Linked DNA regions of Homo sapiens: region 2 is linked to region 1. Evidence: read pairs that join two places in POLR2A ChIA-PET (ENCODE). Cell type or tissue: PC-9. All regions are shown on one strand. Links, peaks and the distances in the headings refer to the core of each region. The heading gives the core; the rest is flanking DNA. Region 1 holds the start of CRLF1 (cytokine receptor like factor 1). Region 2 overlaps ELL (elongation factor for RNA polymerase II).

Evidence for each region. Peaks named below come from ENCODE experiments on the same cell type or tissue, not always from the same donor. Only the 100,000 strongest peaks of a DNase experiment are listed, where the experiment ranks them.
Region 2: POLR2A ChIA-PET joins it to region 1 with 19 read pairs; 5 of 35 experiments call an interaction of 5 or more read pairs at or near these places.

What each region holds. Positions count from the first base shown.
Region 1 is chr19:18,605,514-18,621,772 of GRCh38, forward strand. It overlaps CRLF1 (cytokine receptor like factor 1), which reads right to left and starts at 1,286. Exons shown (of 9, transcript NM_004750.5): 1 at 1,029-1,286. The coding sequence starts at 1,143. It overlaps TMEM59L (transmembrane protein 59 like), which reads left to right and starts at 7,357. Exons shown (of 8, transcript NM_012109.3): 1 at 7,357-7,616; 2 at 8,359-8,503; 3 at 8,591-8,682; 4 at 10,462-10,614; 5 at 11,487-11,589; 6 at 12,642-12,759; 7 at 12,862-12,979; 8 at 14,895-15,526. The coding sequence starts at 7,446. The coding sequence ends at 15,023. RefSeq lists enhancers at 408-1,326, 8,550-9,070, 16,125-16,194. In PC-9, for the core only: no CTCF peak of the experiment used is centred there; no DNase peak of the experiment used is centred there; H3K4me3 peaks cover 1,064 bases; H3K27me3 peaks cover 1,707 bases.
Region 2 is chr19:18,477,845-18,480,344 of GRCh38, forward strand. All of the region lies in intron 1 of ELL (elongation factor for RNA polymerase II), which reads right to left. Among named protein-coding and RNA genes, the nearest start is that of ISYNA1, 41 kb to the left of the region's middle. RefSeq lists enhancers at 710-1,612, 1,026-1,095. In PC-9, for the core only: no CTCF peak of the experiment used is centred there; a DNase peak (open chromatin) is centred at 1,237; H3K27ac peaks cover 1,265 bases.

The DNA of each region.
Region 1 (16,259 bases), core at 1-2,500:
GCCTCCCCTGTGGGATGTGTGTGACCGTGAATGTGTGTGTCGGGGATGGAATGTGTGTGCGTCCGCGATGGTGCGCGAATGTGCACCTGGGATGCAGTGTGCGCGAGTTTGAGGGCGAGGGTGACGGGCCACAAGCCAGTGTGATTCTTTGTGTGTCTCTGGGTGTGTCCCAGAGCGGGTCTGCATACGGAGACGTATCCTTGCGGGGGTGTTCCTTGGATGGGGGGCCCCAGAGTGCCTGAGGCCAGAAGTCCCTCCAGGGCAGGGGTCTTGGCCCGTAGGGCAGCGGGTTCCCAGTGGGCCCCCTCAAAGTTTGGGCCCGCTGGTGCCCGGACTCACTGGCTCCCGCTCCCTCTCCCTCTCACCCACTCGCTCACAAAGATTCCTCTCGCTGGAGGCTCTCCGCCCGACGCAGCCTGGCTGAAAACGGTTCTAAGCGCCGCCGGTGGCGGGGACTCCGCGGACCCCCGTGCGCCGGGTCCCGCAGGGGGAGGGCGGTGGCGCCGGCCCGTGGAGACACAAGTCCCCCGGGACCCCGGGCTGCGCGCCAGGCGGCCAGAGCGGCCCCCCTGCAGCCCCGCCCTCCCCGTGGGGCTCATCCCTCCGCCTGGGGGGGCCCGCTGGGGGCCCGCACCCAGCGCGCCAACCGCGTGCGCCCCCGCCTGGGAGCGGTGCCCTGCAGTCCCAGGGGCCCAGAGTCCACCGAAGCAGACGCGTGCGCCCGCCACGTCCTGGCATGCAGAGGGTCTCAGGCCGCGATCCCCCCAGCCCCCGGGGGCCTGGCCTGGCGCCCTCGGCCCAGCTGCCCAGGTAACAGGGCCTCGGGCGCGGAAGCAGGACTCTCTGGACAGTGGACTGCGGCGCCGTGTGCCCCGCAGGTGAGGGCGCCCCGAGGGCTGCGCCGGGGGCGCCTTCCTTTGTTCCCCGGCCGTCCAGGTGGCGCCCGCGCCCCCTCCCCCCGCGGCTGCCCCCGGGGCGCCCGCCCTCTGCTCTGGCAGGGGGGAAGGAGTGGGGCGCCGGGTACTCACGGGCTCCTGATCCGGCTCGCGGCGCCCCGAGGACGCAGAGCAGCAGCAGCAGGGGCAGCAACGGCGGCGGCCGCCGCGCGGATTGGGCGGCGGGGCCCCGGCGGCCGGCGGGCATGGGGCCGGCGCTGCCGGGGGCGCGCGGCGGGCTGCGGCTCGGCGGCGGTGGCGCAGGGCGCGGGACGCAGGCCGGGCGCGGGAGGGCGCGGGCCAGGCCGCCCGCACGTCGCTGGGCGCGGACGCGGAGGCCGGAGCAAGTCTGAGCAGCCGAATTGACAAGGCGCTAATGCGCCGCTGGCCCCGCCCGGCCCCGCCCCCGGCCCGGCCCGGCCCCGGGGGGGCGGCGGGCCCCGCACCGGCCTCCCCGCCGCCCGCCCGCCCGCGGGCACCGCGCGCCCCGCCCGTCCCGCCTCCGCCCCACCGAGAACCGCGCGCGCCCTATCCCGCGGCCCAAAGCCCCCTAACTCAACCCCTACCGGCCCAGGACCTCCCTCTCCAACCCTGCCAGCTCCAGGCTTCCCACCCCCAGTCTGGGACCCGGCACCCCCAATCCCGTTTCCATAACCCTGCCCACTTCCCTGCACCCTCCTCTCAGCCCAGTGCCTCTTCAGTGGCCCCTTTGGTCCCCAACCCTGCCCCACTCCTCCATTCCCCCTTCCACGGCCCAATCTTCTGTCTCGGCCCCCACCCCAGCTCTGGCCCCGCCCCCCCCACCGAGCGGTCCTTGAGTCCCGCCTACCCCCATCTCCAGCCCCTCAGCCTTCCCAGGGGCCTAAAAGTCACCCCCAGCCCCACGCCCTCGGCGCGCGGGTTCCAGCCCTCCCACCTCATCCTGCCTCTTTTCGATTCTCCGCGAGTAGCCTCGGCCCCAGGCTTTGCTGGAAGAAAGGAGAAAAAGCAGGAAGGCACGGAGTCCCTCGCCTTCGCCCTGGCTGCGCTGTCCCCTTCGCGCGCGGGATGGGTTTGAGGTTGCTCTGGGCGCCCCGGGGGCCTCGGGAGGGAGCTCCTGCGTGGGCAGACGGGGAGATGTAGTCCCCTGTGGGAGCCGGGACCCAGGCCTGCGCGGGAACTGGGTCCCGCACCGCAGTAAGAGGGATTCCCAGGAGGAGAGCGGTAAGAAGCTCTTTCCCCGGGACCTATTCACACCCCGCCACGGAAAAATCCACTCAGCGGCCCGCGGGTGGGGTGCGCCACGCGGTGAGTAATCGCTTCGGCGGCCACCGCCCGCCGACTCCAGGTAACGCCGGCTGCCCGGAGCGACGCATAGTTTGTCTTCCTTCTTTTGCGCAAAGAGCCTTCTCCGTGTTATTATTTTTGGCCATTGCTCGAGTTTCGGGACCCCTCCCGGTCCGGGCGTCTCATCTCCCTCCTCCCGGTCCCCACCCGATGCGGGCGCCCAGGAATAAAGGGTTCCTGGCCTCCAAGGCTGCTGCGGATGGGGGTGCCTGAAATGAGAGTTGGGGGGTGCAATTACCCACTTTTGGTCGCAGCCCCGCCCCCAGCTGCAGCGCCCAGGGAAGGGAACGGCTCCAAGTCCCCTTTTCCAGGAGTCCCTTAGAGGCCTGGATTCTCTCTCCTGGTCCCCAACCAGCCAAGGGGGTAAAAGTGTCTGAGGGGGGCTCAGGAGCCCCCATTTGTCTGCCCAAGACTGAAGCCCCACCCTCTCCTACTTAAATCTCCAGTTCAGACTCCAGACTGTCAAAAAACAAGATTGGGGGATGGGAGCCTATAGGGGCCCAGGGCGCCCCTGCTCCATCTGAATTCTGGATGGAGAAGACAGACAAGGAGAGACGCTGCCATTTACTTCGGGAAACCAGGCCTTTTGTGCCTCAGTTTCTTCCTCTGCACAGTGGGCACCACCCAGTCTAGGAGCTTCTGTGGGAAGACGCAGGGCAGCAGAAGTCTCTACAATCCAAGCCCTTAGCACAGCACTGGAGGATATCCTGGAGCAGAGGTGACCCCCAGCCCTGCTTGTCCCCTCTGAAACATGGAGCCATAGTCCCACCTGCCAGGGGACCCAGAGGGTTAAGTGGAGGTGGCAGTCCTTGGCTGGAATTGAGTTTTTAGGATACTCACCACTACTCCCCCATGGCTCCTGTCTGCAGATGCTCTCTGTGTGGATAGAGACGCCTCACTCCCTCCTGGGAGGACTTCAGGCTTCTGGAGCAAAACCTTGATTTTTTCCTCCCTCCATTTCTGCTTCTCTTCCAGTCATTTTGGTTTTGGGAAAGGGCTCTCCCATCCATCCAGGTGCTCAGGCCAGAGACCTGGAAGCGCACGTGACAACTCTCTCCTTTGCTCATCCCTCATGTCCAATTCATCAGCAAATCCTGTTGGCTCTGATTCTAAAACACATCTCCATTCTGAGATGCTGACCCCTTTTTCCCACCCCATTCAGATCCAGGCCCCACGGTCTCCCTCAGGGATGCTTCCCGGCCTCCTCCAGGGCCTCCCTGATAACCCTTCTGCCTTTCTCGGCACACCAGGCAGAGGGAGCTTTTAAAAGAAGAAAAAGCAGATCTTTGTCCTGCCACCCTCTCGCCATCCTCTCCCCTCCTCTTCTTCCCTCTCCTCTTCCCCCTCCTCTCCCTCATTCCGCCCCAGCCACTGGAGCCCTGTTTCCCAAAACATACCAGGCTTGTTACTATAGAAGGGCCTCTGCGTGTTGGCTGTTCCCTCTGCTGGAATGCTGTTCCCCACATCTTCCCCAGTTGGCCCTTTCTCTTCCATCACTTCACAGGATTAGTGCCACCTCCTCAGAGAGGCCCTCCACCCTTCCCCCAGCACTCTCCCTCTCCTTCACTTTGTTTTATTGTTTTTGAAACACAACTCTTCCAACCATTTCATTTCTTGTGCAACTGATTTTCTTTAGACTGTGGGCAGCCTCAGCCCCTTTGGACCCCAGTGGTGGGCCCAGTGAGGGCTGAAAGCGAAGCACTCACTAAATATTTGTAAAAGTAAAGGATGGAGAACTCTTACTCCCTCCAAGTAGCAAGAAAACTCAGTCCTAGCAAGTCATGCTGCCTGGGGTCCTAGCCTGGCCCACACTCTGTGTCTTGCTGTGTGACCCTAGCCAGTAGACATCCCTCTCTTGTTCTTACCAACAGAAGGGAAGGACCATTTTCCAATCCTGCCCAGCCCCACCCTGGAGTGTGACTTCTGCCCTTGGGTGATCTTTACCCCACACCTTTGACTTCAGGGAAAGGGAATTGACCCCAGAGTGCATCCTTCCCGGCCCTTAGGGCCCCCAGAAGTTTAACCCTTTACTCCCCAGTTCCATTATCTCCTTGAGGACAAAAGGGAGCTAGCGTCAATGGAACTTCTGGCAAATATTGACCCAAGTCCTTGAAGTTGGCTGGGAATGTGTAAGGGGCAGAAGGAGGGAGGGCCTCCCCTTGGGCAGAGGGAGGGCCTCCCCTTGGGCTGGGGGAGGGACCCCTCCTTAGTCCTGCACCCTCCACTCCAAGGTCACCTCTGGATGAGAGGTATTAGGTTGGGGGGGGGGCCTCCATCCCCAGCTCCCTCGTGATTCCAGGGCACTGAGGGTGCACCAGGGAGGGGGCAGTGGAAATGGCACCTTCAGGGTCCTGTGGGGACCCACAACCACTGGGAGTGAGGAAGGCTGAGAGCTGTCTCTCCCATTCTGAAAGCCCCGTGCTCAGGGCTCCCCAGTATGGGATTAGCTACCTGGTGTTCCAGGCAGGTGCTTTCAGGAATTAAGGGGCAGTGAGGGTCTGGACACCTGGTTCAGGGTCTGTGGCACAGGAAAGTGGGGCCCGTGTGTACCTAGGCTTTATAATTTCTGCCCTGGAGGCTGAGCCTGGGGAGAAGCAATGCCTGGGTGCTCAGTGTAATGCACACTGGACTTCAGGCACTGGAGGCGGGACCTGGGGAGTTGCAGACCTGCCTAGGGGACCTGCCTGGGAAGTTGCAGGCCTGCCCCAGGGAGGCCAGTTTCCCTGCCCGTCTGTACCCTGAGAAGCCTCTGAAGTCTGGGTCCCAGGAGGCACCAGCTGCTTTAGGGGGACAGCCACATCCCTCCGTCCTCCCCCAACAACCCTCAGCAACCACCACCGGCGCCATGGTGCTCTGCCTCCTCCCTGGCCTGTACCCTGCTTGGAGGTGGGGGTCAGCAGGGTCGTGGTGAGGGCGGCAAGGGACAAAGGGTGCTTGTCCGCTGCCCGCCTTGACCTCGGCTGCTGTGGCTTCCCGGACGCCTGGCCTGCCGCTGATTCACGCCCAGGCCGGCCTCAGCGCCCCCCGCCTGCCGCCCCCAGCCAGGCCGCCCCGGGGGGTAGGAAGTGGGGGGGGGGGCGAGGGCGGCGCCGAGTCAACTTTCCCTCTTAAGCCCCGAAGGAATGTCGGCGGATTTCCTGAAACCCGACCCTGGCCGCCCGCCGGCCCTCCCGCCCCTCACCTGGACCGGCTCCCCCGGGAACAGCAGGAGGGGCGCGGGGGCTCACCTTGGGGGCCGGGGTCAAGTCCTCTTTCCGCTCACCCCCCCAGCGGCCTAGTGCAGCGGAAAGGGGGCTGGGTGTGCGGCAATCAGCCTCTTTCCCTTCTCCCCTCAGGCGACCTGGGTGATCGACCCACTCCTCCAGCCTCAGTTTCTCCTTCTGCAAAAGGGCGCGGGGTGTCCCTCCTCCCTGATGCGTTTTAAGCAATGCCCAAAGGTCACCTCCCATCATTGGCAGGGCTCTGCCGGCTTTTCTTTGCTTCTCTCCCTGTCACCTGGACAGAACCACTTTGCAGTCTGAGCATCAGTTTCCTCACCCATATAAAAGGGCAACGCTACCGGTACCTGTCTTATACGGTTGTTGCAAGAAAAAGTGTTTCGTTGGAATGAATGAAAGACAGTAATTGTGGAGGGGTTAGGCGCGCGCGGGCCTCTGGAATTAGCATGTGTGGGCTTGAATCCTGACTTTGCCAACGCGTCCCGGAGCCTAAGTTTCCCACCTGTGAAATGGGGGACAGTATTGGTCATAACGCACAGGGCTGTTTCCCAAGGTGCGGGCCTGGCGCGCGGGTGGGTTAGAAGCGGAATTCTCCTGCTGGATTCTGGCGCAAACTGCGGGCTGGAGGCCCTCGCCGCCGGGTCGCAGCGGCCTAGCATGGGAGGGGAGGGGAGGGGCGGGGCGGGGCGGGGGAGGGGCCGCACCGGGATCCAGATGTTCGGGGTCCGCCAGGCACAGCCGCGCCTGATTAAGCCACGTGGGGGCCGGCCGGGGGCCGCTGAGATGAAAGCGCGGCCGCAGGCCAGAGTAGGGGGTGCGCCGGGCCCCCACCCGGGACACCCTCTTCCCAGGCCGAAACCTGAGCCGCCCTCTAACCCGCAGACCCTGCGAGGCTGCCGCCCCGTCTGCGGGGGCGGAGCGTAGGTGGGGGACCTGCGGGCTGCTGCGCGGCGCTGCAGGCACCTGCGCCAGGCATGCCAGCGAAAGCGGGGGCATCTTTGCAGAGGATCCGGGTTTAGAGGGGCGTCCCCACTCCCTTATCTGGCGGAGAGGAAGCTGGGGGTACCCTCTAACCGAGATTCGGCTCCTGGGGCTACAGTCCATCGCCCTGGGGTGTGATGGTTATGGAAGTCAGAAGTGTCGCTATTTGCCCCGTTTTCCCATGAGAATTAGACATGTCAGCATCACCCCCTCCCCTTGCTCCTGAGCATACCTCTGTGTCCCCTCCCACTAAGCCCCAGCCCAGGGGTCTCCAGCCTTGGGGAGACAGGGCCAGATTCCCTAGGTCAGTGGATCAGGGCTGGGCCAGAGGGAGGCGAGGCTGAAGGAGCAAGGGAGGGGCTCAGAGGGCTTCCCGGAGGAGGCAAACTGCGCGCAAGTTGTCTCCTTTCTAACCTGGGTGTCAAAAGAGAAGATGCCAGGACTCAGCTGCCGGGTCCTGCGGCTCTCACCTTCCTCCCTCTCCGTTCCCTGGTTGGACTCCAGCCCCATCGCCCTCCCTCCTCCTGCAACAAGCTCTTTCTCTCAGGATCCTCGCTGATCCTTGTAGCCTGGACACCCCTTTCTCCTCTCTCCCGCGTGGTCGGCTCACACGTCGCCTCCTCCGCCAAGCTCTCCGCTCTCCTCGACACCCCTGGGGAATAGTCCCCTCCATCCCATCCCCCTATATATTTCCTTTTGGCCCCAAGCGCCAGCAGAGATCCCCCGCCCGTGGGCACCAGGGAGGTGTCCTGGGACCCCCGCGATGGGATAGACGGTGGGGGCCGCGATGCACCTGCCCCGCCCGACCCGCACGCCTCGGGTGCCGCAGCGCAGCTACCCCGCCCGCTCTCCGCATCTCCCACCCCCCGCTTCCCAGGCTGCCTCGCTCGGGTGACGTCAGCGCCCCGGTCCCCGCCGCAGCCGCTGCATCCTCCGTGCCCGGCCTGAGCTGGAGTCCCCCGCGCCCCCCGCGTTCCGCCCGGCCATGGCTGCGGTGGCGCTGATGCCACCGCCGCTGCTGCTGCTGCTGCTGTTGGCGTCGCCGCCCGCCGCCTCCGCGCCGTCCGCCCGCGATCCCTTCGCCCCCCAGCTCGGGGACACGCAGAACTGCCAGCTGCGGTGCCGCGACCGCGACCTCGGCCCGCAGCCCTCGCAGGTGAGGCGCGTGCGGTGCCAGGTGCCAGCGGGGGACGCGGGATCTCTCCGAAGGAGGAGGCGTTGGGATGGGCTTCTCTTGGATGACAGCAGGAGACTTTGGTGGGGGTGTCCGTGGGGAGGTGGGGGTCGGGAATGGGGAGATCTCTCCAGTAGTTGACGGGCTGGGGTTCCCTCTGATGGGGGAGTGCTTGGGGATGCAGGTCCTTGCGATAAGGGGCCGATACCACCTCCCGGGCTCCTTCCGCACTCTGCTGGGTAAGGACCCTCTAGCACCCAACCCCCAGCTCCCTCAGGCCTGATGGTCCCCCCACCTCATTCCTCCTCCTCCACATCGTGTTCCCTCCCCACTCAGAGCTACCAGCCCCTACTCATACCACCACTCCCCAGGATTCAAGCCTGATCTGCGTGTGACCAAAACCCCCTCCTCTGAGCCTCCCCCTCCTCCTCCAGGTCTGAGAATCCTTCTCCATGTCTCCCCTCCTCCCTGGAACCTAGTGGGGGGAAGGCTCATTTCTCTCCACCTTCACTGTCCATTTCTCTTCTCAAGCTCCCTCCCCATCTCCCTCCTCAGAGCTAAGAGCCCCCACTAATATTTGTAGCCTCTCCCAACTTCATCTCCATCTGGCTAGATGTCGTGGGGAGCGGGGAAGCCTTTCCCTGCCTCTGCTGAATGCTCCGGTCCCCCCACCCTCCTCCTGCCCCTCCCCATGGCCTGAGCCCCCTGTCCTCCCCTCCCCCAGGCGGGGCTGGAGGGCGCCTCCGAGTCTCCCTATGACAGAGCCGTTCTGATCAGCGCTTGCGAGCGTGGCTGCCGCCTCTTCTCCATCTGCCGATTTGTGGCCAGAAGCTCCAAGCCCAATGCCACCCAAACTGAGTGTGAAGCAGGTGAGGGCCCGCCGGCAGGGTGGGCCAGCGTGGGGAGAGGTGGCCTGGGAAGGGCCGTCCCCAGTCACCCGCTCCCACCTCCCACAGCCTGCGTGGAAGCCTATGTGAAGGAGGCAGAGCAGCAGGCCTGTAGCCACGGCTGCTGGAGCCAGCCCGCGGAGCCTGAGCCGGAGCAGAAGGTGGGCCTCCCACTGCGGCCTGGGGTCCCTTTTCCCAATACCCCCACCCTCTTCACCCCGTGGGAAATCTTCATTCACGTGCAGAGGCTCTGCCAGACTCTGCGTTCTATACCAGGCCTGCAGGGCAACCTCCATCCAGCCCCGTCATGTCTCCAGCCTTAGTTACATGCAACAACGCCCCCCATGCCCCACCACCTTTTCAGGAATAAGTGGCAGAAAACAGCCATCATTTATCAAACATCTGTCCTGGTTCGGGCCTGACTTCAACCTGTCCCAAATGTTTTTGTGTCACTTGGAGGCACAAAGGACAATGTCACCCCCATTTAGTGCCCAGGGGGCAACCTCCCAGGTCATACACAGGGCTGTGCAAGGGGCGAGATTTGAAGCCACCAGAGCTGTGGCCACTCCTCACCTCACTCCTCTTAGGCGCCCCCAGAGCTGCCAGGTGCTGGTCTAAGCCCTTCCCCTGTGATGAGCTGGTGGTCACTGTCACCTGGAGGGGCTCAGAACTGCGGCTCAGGGTAGAGCAGGCTTGCCTCGCAAGCACGCACACACTGCCTTATGGGAGAAATAATAACGGTTCATCTATTGTAGTCCAAGCAATGCTGCATCATGGGGAAACTGAGGCACAGAAAATCATGTAGCATAGCCAGAGACCTAGGGGCTGGGACTCCCCAGAAAGCCCTTTCCCCACTTCCCCCATTTTCCTCCACCCCTTCCCAGCTTTCACTGCTGTTCAGAAAAGCTCACTGCACTGTCAGCCCTTCCAATTCAGAGCTCCCTCTTATTTATTTATTTATTTTTTGAGATGAAGTCTTGCTCTGTTGCCTAGCCTGGAGTGCAGTGGTACAATCTTGGCTCACTGCAGCCTCCGCCTCCCGGGTTCAAGTGGTTCTCCTGCCTCAGCCTCCTTTGTAGGTGAGATTACAGGCACCCCCCACTACAATCGGCTAATTTTTGTATTTTTAGGAGAGACAGGGTTTCATCATGTTGGCCAGGCTGATCTTGAACTCCTGACCTCAAGTGATCTTCCCACGTCGGCCTCCCAAAGTGCTGGGATTACAGGCATGAGCCACCATGGCCGGCCATCAGACCTCCGTCTTGACGCTGTCAAAATAAGAATAATGAGGATGATGATATTTTTAGTAATAGGGACTACTACGCATTAAGTGCCTGTGCCGTGCCAGGCACCTGGCAGGCATCCTCTAGTTGAAATTTCATGGCTACTCCATGAAGGAAGAGAACGATACCCATTTTAGGGCTCAGAGAGCACAATCCACTTCCCTAAGGGTACACAGGAAGCCAACTGCCACGCTGAGATCTGTGTTCACTATAAGAAGTCCTATTGGCCCAAATCACTTAGCCACATCCAATCCAAGTGAATTCTCCTAGCTCCTCTCCTGTTAGTTTATTTATTCATTTATTTATTTGAGATGGAGTCTCACTCTTTCACCCAGGCTAGAGTTCAGTGGTGTGATCTTGGCTCACTGCAACCTCTGCCTCCTGGGTTCAAGCAAATCTCCTGCCTCAGCCTCTGGAGTAGCTGAGATTCCAGGCGTGCGCCATCATGCCTGGCTAATTTTTGTATTTTTAGTAGAGACAGGGTTTCACGATGTTGTCCAGGCTGGTCTCAAACTTCTGGCCTCAAGTGATCGGCCTGCCTCAGCCTTCCAAAGTGTTGGGATTACAGGCGTGAGCCACCACATCCTGCCCCCTCCCATTCATTGGTTAATGCCCTATTTCGGTGCCATCTTTGTGTCTTGGACCTTTTTTCACCAGAGAAAGGTCCTGGAGGCTCCAAGTGGGGCCCTCTCCCTCTTGGACTTGTTTTCCACCCTCTGCAATGACCTTGTCAACTCAGCCCAGGGATTTGTCTCCTCCACCTGGACATACTACTTGCAGACTGACAATGGGAAAGTGGTGGTGTTTCAGGTGAGACCTCTGACAGGGGCCACGCCAGAGTGGCAGATGGGTGGGCAGGGTAAGAAGATGGGATGCATTGGCTCTTAGCTCATGAGATGCAAAGTCCACAGTGGGCGAGCTTCAGGCACAGCTGGATCCAGGGGCTCAGTGTCTCACTCCATGCCTTGACTCTGCTTTCTTTTGTGGTGGCTTCATTCCCAGGCATTTACTTCTTCTTGGCAGTAAGGTGGATGCCAGAGGCTCTAGGTTACAAACGCTGTGGTTTTTTTTTGTTGTTGTTGTTGTTGTTTTGAGATGGACTCCCATTCTTGTTGCCCAAGATGGAGTGCAATGGCATGATCTTAGCTCACTGCAACCTCCACCTCCCAGGTTCAAGTGATTCTCCTGCTTCAGCCTCCTGAGTAGCTGGGATTACAGGCGGCCACCACCACACCCACCTAATTTTTGTATTTTTAGTGGAGACGGGGTTTCGCCATGTTGGCCAGGCTGGTCTCGAACTCCTGACCTCAGGTGTTTCACCTGCCTCGGCCTCCCAAAGTGCTGGGATTACAGGCATGAGCCACTGCCCCGGCTCCCTCTGGGGTTTTAACTGAGCTGGGATTTACTCTGATTGGCCCTGGCTGGATCATATGACCATCTCTCAGGCAATTCACTGGCTTGGTCTGGATCATGTTCCTACTTCTGGAGCTAAAGGATGGGGTTAAGGCAAATGGAGGAGCCCATGAAAGCAGAAAACAACATCCCTGACATCAAGCCCACCCCTGATACCCAGGGGAACTGGGTATCAGCTGGGCGTGGGACATGGCAGTCACAGAGGGCCTGCCTGGGCCCAGGGGTGCTGTTCTCACAAGCCTCTCTGTGCTGTCTTGTTCCTGGCCCAGACTCAGCCCATAGTGGAGAGCCTCGGCTTCCAGGGGGGCCGTCTGCAGCGCGTGGAGGTGACCTGGCGAGGCTCCCACCCTGAAGCCCTGGAGGTGCACGTGGGTAAGGTGCAACCTAGACCAGTGTTCCTTCCATGGGTGGCCCCACTGCCACAAGGAGTCGGCCTGGCAAACAGACCTTCTAGGATCGGGATCTCCATCTCTCAAGTCCTGGGTTCCATGGCTCATCCCCCAGGTCTCCATGGTCTATTTCCCAGGGTTCCATGGTCCACCTCCCAGGGTTCCATGGTCCACTTCTCAGGGTTCCGTGGTCTACTTCCCAGGGTTCCGTGGTCCATCTCCCCGGGTTCCATGGTCTATTTACCAGGGATCCGTGGTCCACCTCTCAGGGTTCCGTGGCCCACCTCCCGGGTTCCGTGGCCACCTCCCAGGGTTCCGTGTTCCGCCTCCCAGCGTTCTGTGGTCCACCTCCCAGGGATCCATGGTTCACTTTCCAGGGTTCTGTGGCCCATCTCCCTGGGTTCTGTGGCCCATCTCCCAGGGTTCCATGGTTCATCTCTCAGAGTTCCATGGGTTCATCTCCTAGGGTCATCTCCTAGGGTCCATCTCCAAGGGTTCTTTGGTCCATCTCTCAGGGTTCCATGGTTCATCTCTTAGGATTCTGCAGTTCATCTCCCAGGGTTCTGTGGCCCATCCCCCAGGGTTCTGCAGTCCATCTCCCAGGGTTCCATGGTCCATTTCCCAGGGTTCCATGTTCCATCTCCCAGGGTTCCATGTTCCATCTCCCAGGGTTCCATGGGTTCATCTCCTAAGGGTCATCTCCTAGGATCCATCTCCCAGGGTTCCATGGGTTCATCTTCTAGGGTCATCTCCTAGGGTCCATCTCCTAGAGTTCTTTGGTCTATCTCTCAGGGTTCCATGGTTCATCTCCTAGGATTCTGCAGTTCACCCCCAGGGTTGCATGGTTCATCTCCTAGGATCCATCTCCCAGGGTTCCATGGTCCCTGTCTCAGCATTCTGTGGTCCATCTCCCAGGGCTCTGATCTCCATTCCAGGACTCTATGCCCCAGGTCCTGACCTCCTCCCTCCTGGTCATGGTTATTGTGGCCTCTTAGCAAAGACCTGGTGGTCGCTGAGTGGCAGCTGATCTCTCAGACCCTGTAGGCCCCCTGGACAAGGTGAGGAAGGCCAAGATCCGAGTCAAGACCAGCAGCAAGGCCAAGGTGGAGTCTGAAGAGCCACAGGACAATGACTTCCTCAGTTGCATGTCCCGGTGGGTGGCAGGACCTTGGGGGTGGGAGGGGGGTGGGACTGGAGGTACGGGTCTCCCTGGTCCCGGCCTGGGCAGCTGAGTGGTGCCTGCCGGGCGGGGCAGGCGCTCGGGTCTGCCTCGCTGGATCCTGGCCTGCTGCCTCTTCCTCTCCGTGCTGGTGATGCTGTGGCTGAGCTGCTCCACCCTGGTGACCGCGCCTGGCCAGCACCTCAAGTTCCAGGTGGGTGGGATCTGTGAATGGCGCTGGGCCGAGGGAGGGGGTGAAGGCAGAGAGAGCTGTTTGCTGGTCCTGGATTTGGCCACCTGCTCCCATGGAGGCCAGGACCTCAGACATTTTTTTCTTTTTTCATGTATATACATATATATACATATACGTGTGTGTGTGTGTGTGTGTGTGTGTGTATATATATATATATAATATATATATATATATTTTTTTTGAGATGGAGTCTTGCTCTGTCACCTGGGCTGGAGTGCAATGGCACCATCTCGGCTCACTGCAACCTCCACCTCCTGGGTTCAAGCAATTCTCCTGCCTCAGCCTCCGAAGTAGCTGGGACTATGGGCGCGGGCCACCACACCCAGCTAATTTTTGTATTTTTAGTAGAGACGGTGTTTCACCATGTTGGCCAGGCTGGTCTTGAACTCCTGACCTCAGGTGATCCATCCGCCTCTGCCTCCCAAAGTGCTGGGATTACAGGCGTGACCCACCGCGCCCGGCCTATATATATATTTTTGAGACAGGATCTCACTCTTTCACCCAGGATGGAGTGCAGTGGCATGATCACAGCTCACTGCAGCCTCGGCCTCCCTGGCTCAAGCAATCCTCCTGCCTCAGCCTCCTGAGTAGCTGGGACCACAGTCACGTGCCACCATGCCCCGCTAATTTTTGTATTTTTTGTAGAGATGGGGACTATGTTGCCCAGGCTGGTCTTGAACTCCTGGGCTCAAGTGATCCACCTGCCTTGCCCTCCCAGAATACCGGGATTACAGGCATGAGCCACCTCACCCAGCCAGGACCTCACACTTGCTGCATGACTTGGGCCAGTTTCTTCACTGCCCTTTGAATTGGTGGGAAGAAAATCCACTCTTAGTTGGGGCGACATGAAGTCAGAGGTGGCCACACTTCTGTGGTGTTGGCCTCACCTCTATCATGCCCAGGTGTGTTGGTGACACCTCTGTGGTGCCCAGAGCCTGGGCAACATAGTGAAACCTTGTCACTACAAATCATTTAAAAATTAGCTAGATGTGGCTGGGCATGGTGGCCCATGCCTGTAATCCCAGCACTTTGGGAGGCCGAGGTGGGCGGATCACGAGGTCAAGAGATTGAGACCATCCTGGCTAACAAGGTGAAACCCCATCTCTACTAAAAATACAAAAAATTAGCTGGGCGTGGTGGCAGGTGCCTGTAGTCCCAGCTACTCGGGAGGCTGAGGCAGGAGAATGGCGTGAACCCAGGAGGAGGAGCTTGCAGTGAGCCGAGATCGCGCCACTGCACTCCAGCCTGGGTGACAGAGCGAGACTCCATCTCAAAAAAAAAAAAAAGAAAAAAAAAATTAGCTAGACGTGGAGGTGCATGTTTATGATCCCAGCTACTTAGGAAGCTGAGGTGGGAGGATCACTTGAGCCTGAGAGTTCGAAGCTGCAGTGAGCTGTGATGGCACCACTATACTCCAGCCTGGACAACAGAGAAGACCCCATCACACACACACACACACACACACACACACACACACACACACACACACAAAAGTCCAGGTGTGGTGGCTCACACCTGTAATTCCAGCACTTTGGGAGGCTGAGGTGGGCAGATCACTTCAGGAGTTCGAGACCAGCCTAGCCAACATAGTGAAACCCCATATCTACTAATAATACAAAAATTAGCTGGGCGTGGTGGCGTGCACCTGTAGTCCCAGCTACTTGGGAGGCTGAGAAAGGAGAATCGCTTGAACCTAGGAGGCGGAGGTTGCAGTGAGCTGAGATGGCGCCACTGCACTCCAGCCTGGGTGACAGAGAGAGACTCTCTCAAAAAAAGAAAAAAAATAAAACAATCAGAGGTGGGAAGGAGACAGTCAGGGTTGGGGGCTCGGCCTCTCCCCGTCCCTCCACTTCCCTCCTCCCCTCTCTTCCTGCAGCCTCTGACCCTGGAGCAGCACAAGGGCTTCATGATGGAGCCCGATTGGCCCCTGTACCCGCCGCCGTCCCACGCCTGTGAGGACAGCCTACCACCCTACAAGCTGAAGCTGGACCTGACCAAGCTGTAGGCCTCCACTGGCCCCATCACTGCCAACTGCAGGGGGCCCCTCGGGCCTCACTTGCCCTGAGCCCAGGAGTCCAAGGGCAGGGTGGGTCCAGCCTTGAGCCCCTCCACCCCCAAATCCTTCCTCTCCTCCCAGTCCCACCCCTTGCCCCACGGAGTCCTGGGGACGCAGTGCCCCAGCTGGGAAGAGGGCGGGATCGGGCACTGGTTCCTCCTTGTCCCCGCTTTCTTGGGGGCTTGCTACTTTTTGTCTTCTATTGTGTGGCTTTCTGAGTATTTGAACCCCAGTCCTGTGTCACCTTCCTTTTTCCTTCTATGTCCCCTCTCTGCGGGGGGGGCGCTGAGGCTGAGGGGGAGCTGCGTCTTGCTAGGGCTTCCCCCTTCTCCCCATCCCGGTCTCCAGAGACCCAGCTTCTGAGAGACAGGGTGTGGGCATCTCCATGCCCCTATAAAGCGTGCCTGGGGCTTGTCTGGGGCTGGGGAGGAATAAACCATGTATATAAAAGAGTTTCAGGCTGAGCCTGCTTCTGTTCGGTTGTCTGTCTGCCCTTGGGGTGTGGCCCACGCATGGCTATGACCCCTGCCGAGCAGGATCTTTCTGACATGGGAAAGCCCTGGAAACCCAGGTGGCACCAGGCACTGAAAGTAGCTGCCTCTCAGAAGGACACTCCCTCTGGTCTAACCCAGGTCACACTCCCAGCTACAGATGTCCCTGGAAAACTGACTCGAGGCCAGGCGCAGCAGCTCATGCCTGTAATCCCAGCACTTTAGGAGACTGAGGCAGGAGATTCACTGGAGCCCAGAAGTTCCAGACCGGCCTGGGGCAACATAGCAAGGCCCCATCTCTACAAAATACACACACACACACACACACACACACACACACACATATATATATATAATTAACTGGGTGTGGTGGCTTGAGCCTGTGGTCCCAGCTACTCGGGAGGCTGAGGTGGGAGGATTGCTTGAGGCGGGGAGGTGGAGGCTGCAGTGAGCTATGATTGCACCACTGAACTCCAGCCTGGGTGACAGAGCATGACTCTGTCTCAAAAAAAAAAAAAAAAAAAAGTGGCTTGTGCCACCCATCTGACTGGGGCAGTTCAGCGTCCCTTCCTGTGCCTGATGTCCCTGTTATGAAGGGACAAATTGCATCTTGAAGAGGACTTGATTTTGTAGCCACCTGGCTTCCGGTCTACTTTTTCTTTTTCTTTTTTGAGACAGAGTCTCGCTCTGTCGC
Region 2 (2,500 bases), core at 1-2,500, 130 kb before region 1:
AAGGCTTTTTTCTTATGATGTTTCTGCAAAAGATCATTCAAGGCATAAATTACGGTAGTGAGGCTGGGGTTTTGAATGTGGGGTGCTAAATAGATGGTGATGAGAACACAAGGACTGGGTGGGGGGGATGAGAAAAAACACAGAAAGCAGCTGGGGTGCAGTGCCCTGACAAGCCAATCAAGGGCCCAGGAGGTGAGTGTCGGCTGCAGACAGGCAGAGCCAGCTAGGTCCCTTCACGGTGGGACCAGCTGTCACCCTCTGTGCTCACCAGCCTGGCCTGGTGGGGACGCCTGACAGCATGTGGCCCACCACACCCTCTTCTGGCTGCTCCCTCCAGAGCCAACATGCGTGGTGTCATGGCCGAACCCTTGTCAGGGGGGCCAAGCGCCTCGTTACCTCATCTATGAAGCAGGACAGAGGGTCAGGAACAGACTGTAGCACAGGTGATTTCCCTGCTGCCTTAGAAGCTTTGGGGTTGGCCTCAGGCTGCATTAATTAAATAACGGGGTAACTCAGTAGCACATGACACCTGCAGGGTACTGCCCATCTCACACCCAAGAACACCCAGCAGGGGAGAGCCATGCCTCAGGCCACCGCCTGCCCAGTCTCTGTAGACCCTCTGAGGGGTCATCACCCCCACAAGTCCTCTCAGGCCCTCGAGTGGCAAAAATCCAACTTTCATTACCCAGCATGAGGTATGGAACTGGGAGCTCCTGAGATACAAAGTCACCCCCGCTGCTGTACTTCAGGCCAGGGCCCCAGGTGGGAGCTGGGGAGCCTGGTAGGGCCGCCACAGCTGGCCTGACACAGTCAGCAGGTCAGCTGGGTCTTCAAGGCCGGACAGGCAGGCACTGAGCTGTGCCGAGGCTGGTGCTCCCCAGACCCAACTGGACTTCAGACCCTGACTCGGAGAACAGACCTCAACACAGCAGGGCAGTGATGCCTGCGCCCTGCGGTCACTTGGCCTGGGCGCCCACTGGGGCTACTGAACACAGACTGGGAGACTCCTGTAGGCAGCTCCCCCTCAATGAGGACACTCCTGTAAAGACAGCAATGCCTTTGGGAAAAGGGTCGAGGGTGCAGAGCCTGGGAGGCAGTGAGAGTCCTCAATGCTGAGACAGAGGAAAGGGTGAGGAGGAACCTCTCCAGGGCCAGAATCCCCTGATCCTCTCCCCTCCGGCAAAGAGCACTTCCGGGGATGAAGCAACAGGAAGTGGCTTACGAAATCCACCTCCAGGCCGAGTGACCAGTTTACAGGAAGTGTGGTGGGTGAATCTTCCCCAGGGCACGAGGCAATGTCTGGAGCCATTTCTGGTCCTCACCACTGAGGGCGGGGACAGTCCCCACCATCTGGCTCGGGGGAGGCCAGGGATGCTGCTCAGCACACTGCAGGCAACACAGAACCTCCTGCCCCAAATGTCAAGCAGTGCAGGGGCTGAGAAGCCCTGGGCTGACCCTGCCACGGGAAGCGACCATCAGAGCAGAAAGCAGAAAAATCTATGGGAAAAAAGACCTGCTCCCTTCAACAAATATAAAATATAAATGGAAAAGTTACGGGTGAAGAAGAACGTATCTGATTGTTGGCCAGGCATGGTACCTCACACCTGTAATCCCAGCATTTTGGGAGGCTGAGGCAGGTGGACTGCTTGAGGTCAGGAGTTCAAGACCAGCCTGACCAACATGGTGAAACTCCATCTCTACTAAAAATACAAAAATTAGCCAGGCATGGTGGCATACGCCTATAATCCTAGCTACTCGGGAGCCTGAGGCAGGAGAACTGCTTGAACCCGGTAGGCGGAGGTTGCAGTGAGCTGAGATCAAGCCACTGCACTCCAGCCTGCACGACAGAGTGAGACTCCATCTCAAAAAAAAAAAAAAAAAAAAATCTAGGATTGTTTTAAAAACTCTCCAGCAAAGACAGAAACTAGGGAGAGGGCACAGTGAAGAGATGAGACACACAGACAGATGGACGGGGCCCAATCTGGCCAGGTCCCAGGATACCTGCTACCAGCCTGGGGACAATGAGGCCCAAGGCAGCAGGTGCCAAGGCTGCCCCAAAGACACATGATCCTTCCCACCACCCTCCAGAAGCACCCACTCAGCAGAAGTGCCCACTCTCCCCAGGCAGCACGTTCTCCCTGCTGTCTACTGGGCAAGGCCTGCCACCCCACCCCTGATGCAGGAAATGACAGAAAGGAATGCATCTGTTCCTTCTTCAGAAGTCCATCTTGCTGACTCTCCCAAGCACCAGTGTCAGCACACACGTCCTGATCTTACAGAGCTGGGTCACCCTGCCAAGCCACGGCGTGTGGTCCAGCAGAGGGAAGGTGAAGTCCCGGGAAGAGCCCTGGACGGTGGCCTCCCCACAACAGGCCCCCCCTTTCCAGTAAAGCACAAATGATTGGGAAACGCTATTCAGGAATCCTCCTTGAGACTTCCTGGCAGGACTGGAGCAGGACATTGAGGCCACGGAGAGTTTAGACAGTGACTGAGTGGGGCT